Linked DNA regions of Homo sapiens: region 2 is linked to region 1. Evidence: read pairs that join two places in POLR2A ChIA-PET (ENCODE). Cell type or tissue: PC-9. All regions are shown on one strand.

Region 1 (4,000 bases):
TTGATTTTAGGCTCAGATTATTCTGAACATGTTCTCCACTCAAGAATGCACAGTGGGCTGGGTGCGGTGGCTCATGCCTGTAATCTCAGCACTTTGGGAGGCTGAGGTGGGCAGATTGCCTGAGGTCAAGAGTTCGGAGTTAGAGACCCATCTGGCCAACATGGTGAAACCCCATCTCTACTAAAAGTACAAAAAAAAAATTAGCCAGACATGGTGTGCAGCTATAATCCCAGCTACAGCTACTTGGGAGGCTGAGGCGGGGGAATTGCTTGAACCAGGGAGGTGGAGGTTGCAGTGAGCCGAGATCATGCCTCCACACTCCAGCCTGGGCGACAGAGCAAGACTCTGTCTAAAAAAAAAAAGAATGCACAGTTGGCACCCAGCCATTATGCAGGACAGGAGCAGTTCTTCATTGGGAGCGTCACCCAGAGCATTGCAGGCTGTCTAGCATTTCTGCCTTTTCCCGTTAAATGGCGAGACCATCCCAACTCAACCATTAAGACAACAAAATTCACCCCCACAGATGCTTTCCCAATGAGAATCACTGCACCAAACCAAGAAGACACACAGAGAGGTGAATGGGGATATTGGGTAGGACTCCAAGATTTTCCTCAGACCTCAAAGATAATGAGACATCACCTCAACATGATTTCCTGTGACTATCCAGACTTGTTAGGCTTTTTCTTCAGCAAAGGAGTCAGGAATGAACAGAAAAGACTCTAGTAGACTCCAAGGTGAGTGTCCCGTTGGCTTTTCCCTCTCTGGACCCTGGGAGAAGAGGAGGAGGTAGATGACTGCTCGGCAGACAAGCTCTTCCTCCCCACCCCACTCAAACCCAACAAGACAAACTTCACTTCTTGATTTCTGTTTTTAAAAAGGAAGAACAAATAAAGCAAGAGGCTGAAACTGAATGAAATTCAGTTCTCCTGTCCCTCACATCTCCTGTCTATTAATAGCCTCTTTGAATGAGTCACATTGAGACATTTATTGGCTGTCTCTGAGAGTGCTTTTACCCAAAATAGTTCCCAAGCCATGTTTCTATGCTGCTGTGATGCTGGGACAGCCAACACAGGCGCCGTTTCTCAAAGAAGAAACATGCATGTAAATCAGGTTTCACCTGGGCGGGCTGGGCCGGGGCCCAGAGTCAAAATACCAATCGGCCCCTCACAAACTTAAAATACTGAGGGCATGAATGCTTCATCCTCCGGACTCTCCCCCAGAGACCAGCCTCCTGGCGTCTCCTTGAAGAAGCACCTCATTGTCTCCACAGACCTTGGTGTTGTCTCAACTCTTACATGGTTTCTTTAATGGCTTTTTGGGGGAATGCTGTTGTGCTTCCACATGTGTGTACTGAGGGGACAGGGACAGAGAGAAAACAAGTGAGATGTTATTTCTCCCAGGACCCTAGAGCCAGGGTCTGCTCCTCCTTGTCCCTCAGAGCCTAATCCCCTCAGGGCAGGTGCCTCACTTTCCTCATTTCATGCCACCCCAGCCCCTCATTTCCTCCTCTGTCCCAAGCCATTTTTAACTGTCTGACTGGGAAGGATCTGACCTGACAGGACAATTAAATATTAATACTGTGATTGAAGAGTCTGTGTGTAAATCAATTAAAAATAGGACATGTGGGGCTCAGATATTTTTAACCTATTTTTTCTTTCTGTCTGGAAAACTCTTGCTGCATAGCTCAGACCCGGGTGCCTTGGGGCTGGGATGGATTCTGGAAGGTGGGGAGGGCAGGCTGGGAAGCTGGTCACCACCGTCCTCAGATGGGTGCTGTGTGTAGGGGCTGATGTGGCCTTTCTCCTACCACGCAGAAAGAAGGGGGTTCCATGCACCAGTCCCCTCCTCCTCCATCAAAACCTCCCAGGACTAGCTGTCACTCTCTTTGGGCTCCCCTCCTGTGCCAGTTTACATCACGTTTGTAATTATTTGATTTTTTATTGCACTGTATTCTAGAATGTGAGGGAACACATTCTAGAGGGCAGGAACCATCCTCTCCATCTTTCCATACAGGTCCCCGCCCAGCTGGAATGTGCTGGGCACTTAATAAATGTTTGTGCAATGAACCAACAGCAAGACAATGACATCTGCCACTTGTTACAACTTCCTTATTTGAAATGGCAAACCTGTTTAATGACAATCCTTCTGCCCCTTCCAAGTCAACTCAAGGTAGCATGTGGGTGAAAACAGTTTACATGGAGAAAGTATAATGTTTATAAATAAACATTTATTCCATCATCTCTTTCTGTAAAAGAAGCAGAGTGGGCAGCTGCTCCCAGACCCCGAGATAAATTGATTACCCACCATCAGCAGGCACAGATTTTGGCTCTGAGCTTCCTGGAAGCCCAGGCCAAAAGGAAGACATTGTAGGCAACATGGTTTTCATTTACTCAGCCAAAAGATCACAAGTCAGTCTGCAGAGACAAAGTTTTTCCAAAACTCTCTAACTCAAGAGTGATTTGGTATGTGAATCCTTACACTGAAATCCTAAAGCAATTAGCCGGATATGGTGGTGGGCGCCTGTAGTCCCAGATACTCAGGAGGCTGAGGCAGAAGAATCACTTGAACCTGGGAGGTGGAGGTTGCAATGAGCCAAGATGGCACCACTGCACTCCATCCAGCCTGGGCGATACAGCAAGACTCTGTCTCAAAAAAAAAAAGAAAAAAGACAGAAATCCTAAAGCAAGCTTGTCCAACCCACAGCTCACGGGTCGCATGCAGCCCAGGATGGCTTTGAATGTGGCCCAACACAAATTTGTAAACTTTCTTAAAACATTAGGAGTTCTTTTGCAATTTCGGCTATTGTTAGTGTATTTTATGTGTGGCCCGAGACAATTCTTCTTCTTCCAGTGTAGCCCAGGGAAGTCAAAAGATTGGACACCCCTGTCCTAAAGTGTCATTTAGCTGTTCCTCAAATAAGCCACACTGACTTCTGCCACAGGACTCGTCCATCTCCTGGAATGTTCGGCAGAGCTTCTTGACATTCGCCTCCCTGCTCAAGTATCCCCTCAGAGCAGCCATCCTGCCCCCCAGCACCCACTCCTAGCACCACACTCGAACCACACTTTGCCTTCCTTTATTTCTCTCCGTTGCATTTACACTCACTCATCCAAGTCCTTTACTTATGTGTTTGTCTGCTTGTTTTCTGTCTCCTTCACTAGACTATAAGCCTCATGAGGGCAGGGATTTTGTCTGTTTGGTTCATTGCTGTATTCCCAGGTCCTAGATTAGCACTTGCTATCTAACAAGCGTTAAATATATATTAGCTGAATTGTGACTCGAGGACATTTTCAAGCAGGATTTTTGGAAGTGACAGAAACACTGTTTTAAAAGAAGACTCCTGTAATTATGAAGACTGTCTGATGAGTATGATATAAAATGTTCCAGGTACTTTGATTTCTTATAATACAATTTCATACAGGGATAGAATGTGGAGGATCTATAAATGGGTTGCATTAACAAGTTCCTGGGTCTGTCATCTGTCTCAAACATCAGGAGCCTAAGTGAGATTTGGCAAGTCTTCTTTCACTCAGGGTCTGCTCTTAATTGGACTTCCCAGCAACTACTCCAAGTACAGCTCTTCAAGACTGCTTAAAATGTGAACCTTCTGGTTTAGCTACCGGACAACAAGGCAACACCTGCAGATGCTTAAGAGCTGGATTTACAGCCTCATCCTCCGAAAAAGAGAACTAACTTCAGCAGGAACAAGGACAGCTGGAGTAACTACAGGCAGAGCCAGTGCCTCCTGTAAGAGAACTCTGAACACTGTCTGGAGCTCACACAAGTTCCTGGAATAATGCTTTAAGTTCTATAATCTGTAATGCCTTGAAATTCTATATCTGTATGATATATAATCTGTATTAGTTATCTGTTGCTGCATAACAAATTATCCCCAAAGATTAGCAGCTTAAAATGACCAACATGTGTCATCCCATAGTCTCCGTGGGTCAGGAATTTGAGAGCAGCTTAGCTGGGTGGTTCTGGCTCAGGGTCTCTCACG
Region 2 (4,000 bases), 110 kb before region 1:
TGGTCTCCCAAAGTGCTGGGATTACAGGCGTGAGCCACCGTGCCCAGCCAGGAATTTCTAATCTAGTTTTAGAAAAAGTTTATGAAGCTAAAAAGTTATTTTTGTAGTTCTGATGCCATGCAATTTGGTGACTTTTTGATCTGTACCTGTAAATGGTATTGCCACAAATAGCGTAAATGCCATCATACCAGTTTTTTCTCCAAATGTTTATTATTTTTTAACCATTTAAAAGAATTATTTCATTTATTTGAAAGCCAGTTCCAAAAACAAATGATAATAGCTAACAATTGTTGTATGCTTCCTGTTTGCCATGTGGATCTAAGTGGTCCATATGAATTATCTTAAAAATCTTCATAACAATCATCATTTACCTGAGGAAACTGAGATATAGAGAAACCAATAAATGTACTAAACCCCACATAGTTGGGGGTGGGTATGAAGGAATTGGGATTTAAAGACATGTTGTCTGTGACATCTGGCCTCTTGGAGAAGGGTGGGATCCCAGAACCACTTATGTCTGTTGTTGATTTTGTCCAAGTGTGAAGGTAGCAGTACAGATGAAATATAAATTATACTTTTTTCACACACAGCCAGTGTGTTATTTTCCCCCTCAGGACCCCTAGGTTTTATTTTTTGCTTGTTTATTTAAGCAAATATCTTTAAAATAATGACTTTGAGCACCATCCTCAATGATCATACTTTCTTGTCATCATTAGAAGAACCAGCCTTGACCTCGCCATCTACCACATGCCTCCACCCCAGCACACAGAATTATGACCTCACCTCTTCTTTAGGTCTCCAGCTAAGGCTGTTTATAAGTGGCCTGTCTGGATGTCTTCAGGTGACAGATATGGATATATATCTTGTGCTCAGACCCTGGCAGAAATGACAGGGAGAAAATATGTGATTCTTAAATATTTACGAAGAGATCTCATCATGGTCCTCTGAGGATGTTAAGAACCCAAAGAATCTTAATTGTTTACAGTGCTCTCCCATTAAAACTTTAAAAGCAGTGGCCTGGGTTTCTTCTTTCAGAGTGGACCTGGCACTCCAGAGGGAAAGCTCATTTGCTTGATTGGCTTTTTGGGAAAGGTGTGCCAACGAATGTGTTTTCATTTAATAATCTGGAAACCAGGGGGATCACGGACTGGCGTGCAGAGTTGCTCAGCTAGAAGCGTCTGAACTTGAGTGGGAAGGTGACAGGATTCAGTGTGGCTTCGGGCCGGTGTGGTTTGTGAGCTTAGCCAGCTATCCTATGACAGTTTTACAAGTATAGAACTCTTGAATATGCTGAAGTTGAATATTCTGGGAAAGGAAGGGCGAAGGTGATTGAACTGTGCTCTTGTTTTTGCTTTCAGGCAAATTCCTCTTCTATACCGGGTGCAGTCATCTTTAGCTTGTCAGTTATTGTCACAACTTGTTGGGAAGATCATCAGCTTAGCCACATAGAGTTGCCTAAATATTTGAGCAGAAACCCCAGCCCTTCTGCAGGGTCTCACGTGAACATCCTACCAGATGTGGGGATATCAAGGTAAAAGACAGGGCAATTCATATAATAATACCAACAGCATACACTATGTGCCAGGCACAGTTCTAAGCACTTTACATGTCTTAGGAAAAGGTTTTTCGTATCCTTATTTTAGAGATGAGGAAAACTTAAACACTTAGGTAACTTGCCTGGGGTCACACAACCAGTAAAGAATGGAGCTAGATTCAAACCCAAGCAGGCTGGCTGCAGTAGCCAGAATGACCCAATCGTAGTTCACAGTAGTATTCACTCAAGGGATTCAGTAGGATCCATAATGATTCATAGGACAGAATGCATATCTCAACAAAACATATGTTTGTTTTGTGTTGTCTGAAGGTTGTAGATGAAGTACCTGGCAAGCATGTCAGAATTCTGAGCTGCCACTGGATGAGAAACTTCCATGTCAGAGAATCCTTTCTCCTTCCTACATGGAGAGGTGGTGAGTTAGTGAGTACAATAAGAGATAGTGCTTATACGTAGATGAGTTATTAGAAAATCTTTATGGAGCACACGCTATGTGTGGAGCATGTGCCAGTAACAAGACAAGGATGATTGTCTTTGTGTCTCTGAGAATCCAGCAGACCTCTAGGGAGAAGAAGGAGAGTTCACTTCAATGAGCCCAGAGTCCCTCACTCTCCTGGCTTTTTGGAGACTGCCTGCCTTCCATAGCCACATTATCCTAAGGGAGGAAAGAAAGAGTTAACATTCCATGGCCTTATCCAAAGCCTTCTTTGACTGTTATTGGGAAACAGTGCTTTGGGGGATGATACTGCTTAGTGCAAATAAAATGTCCTCTGGCCTGAACCTTAGAGAACCCTGAGCATGGCATCCACCTTGCTGTGGGAACCAACACTTTAATTTCCTTTCCTCTGGCTCAACGCCTGTAATCCTGGCACTTTGGGATGCTGTGGCAGGAGGATCAGTTGAACCCAGGAATTCCAGCCTTGGCAATATAGCAAGACACCTTCTTCACAAAAAAATTAAAAAATTAGCTGGGCTAGGTGGTGGTGTGTGCCTGTGGTCCCACCTACTCTGGAGGCTGAGGTGGGAGGATCACTTGAGCCCAGGAGGTCAAGGCTGCAGTGAGCCATGATCACCCAGCCTGGGCAACAGAGCAAGACTCAATCTCTTACAAGAAGAAAAAAAAAATCTTTCTCTGACCATTGTAGCCTGGGAAAGTAACAGTAATAATTAAATTATATTGTCACTTATTCGTCATGTACCAGTGAGAAATCAGCTAGTTAGTTTAATAACCATACAAAGCCTTCTGAATTGTTTATTTATGTGATTAAAGACCATTTGAAATCATCTAAAACTATTTGTCTTGGTTTTTGGCCCTTGGTATCTGGGAACTTCTTTCTAGAATTTCTCTGATGTGATATGTCCACTGTATCTTTATAAGAGGTAGGTTTATTTTTATAAAAATGTTATCACTTCTGGCAGTAGAAACAGGTATATTTGATAATTTAATGAGATGTCATCAAGAATAGTGTTTATTTTAAAAAATACTAAATATACATTTGTCTTCATTATTATGGAACTTGGGGTTGCTGGTGGTAGGAGACTTACAATGATTTCAGATGCTTTTCTCTAGCAAGGAGTATTATTTTTGCTTCTCTCAAATATCACTGAGTTCCAGTCTTCTTTATAGCTTTTCATAAAAGATCATTTTTTTTCAGAACCATTTATTCTCACCAGGAACTAAATCCAGATAAAGACATAGTTGAGTTCATATTTGATTTGAGACTATAGTGATGTTTCATTTAAGTAGCTTTGGAAAACACAGACATTTGGTTGCCATTTGATTCTGGTTACTTACTCTAGTTTGTTATCGAACTTCTGGTTCAGCAACATTAAAGGGAATTAACACTTGAATTTACATCTCTTCTGATTTGAAGCTCATGGCTTGAGGTTCAAGGGCACGCCTCTTATTAAAATCATTTAATGTTCTATACATTTCCGAGAAAGTAATCAAAATCAGACACTCTCACTCCTAGACTCAACTTCAGTGGTTATTTCTTTTATAAAATTAATTGCTTAATGGGAATTTTAAATGAAAGGCAGTGGTTTAGAAGTTGAGGCAGGGTGGCTCAGAGTCTCTTATTGTGTAATGAATCACTTGAACCCTACCATGCACCTTTTCCTGTGCATTGCTGATGAAGCCTGGTATGTGCCCCAAAGAACTTTTGAAATTAAAAAAACACAGGTCAAAGCAATCAGATGCCATTTTTCACCCATTTAGTTTAGCAAACATTGTTGAGTTTAATAATTTCTGATGCTGGTGAGGATTTGGGGAAATCAGAGCCCTTGCTGTGTTAGTGGCTCCTCATTGGTAGATAATTTATCAATATCTTTCAAAATGTTTAATGCATATACCATTGATCTACGTAGTCTACTGCTACGACTTCACCATACGTGATGTATTAGTTACCCAGTACTACATTACACATTACCACAAAATTTAACAGCTTA

What was found. ChIA-PET counts read pairs that join two places held together with the same protein. Peaks named below come from ENCODE experiments on the same cell type or tissue, not always from the same donor. Only the 100,000 strongest peaks of a DNase experiment are listed, where the experiment ranks them.
Region 2: POLR2A ChIA-PET joins it to region 1 with 7 read pairs; 2 of 35 experiments call an interaction of 5 or more read pairs at or near these places.

Annotation. Positions count from the first base shown.
Region 1 is chr1:184,648,615-184,652,614 of GRCh38, forward strand. No RefSeq gene overlaps it. Among named protein-coding and RNA genes, the nearest start is that of EDEM3, 100 kb to the right of the region's middle. RefSeq lists an enhancer at 833-1,162. In PC-9, no CTCF peak of the experiment used is centred here; a DNase peak (open chromatin) is centred at 2,057.
Region 2 is chr1:184,540,682-184,544,681 of GRCh38, forward strand. The region is part of intron 3 of C1orf21 (chromosome 1 open reading frame 21); the gene reads left to right. Among named protein-coding and RNA genes, the nearest start is that of C1orf21, 160 kb to the left of the region's middle. In PC-9, no CTCF peak of the experiment used is centred here; no DNase peak of the experiment used is centred here.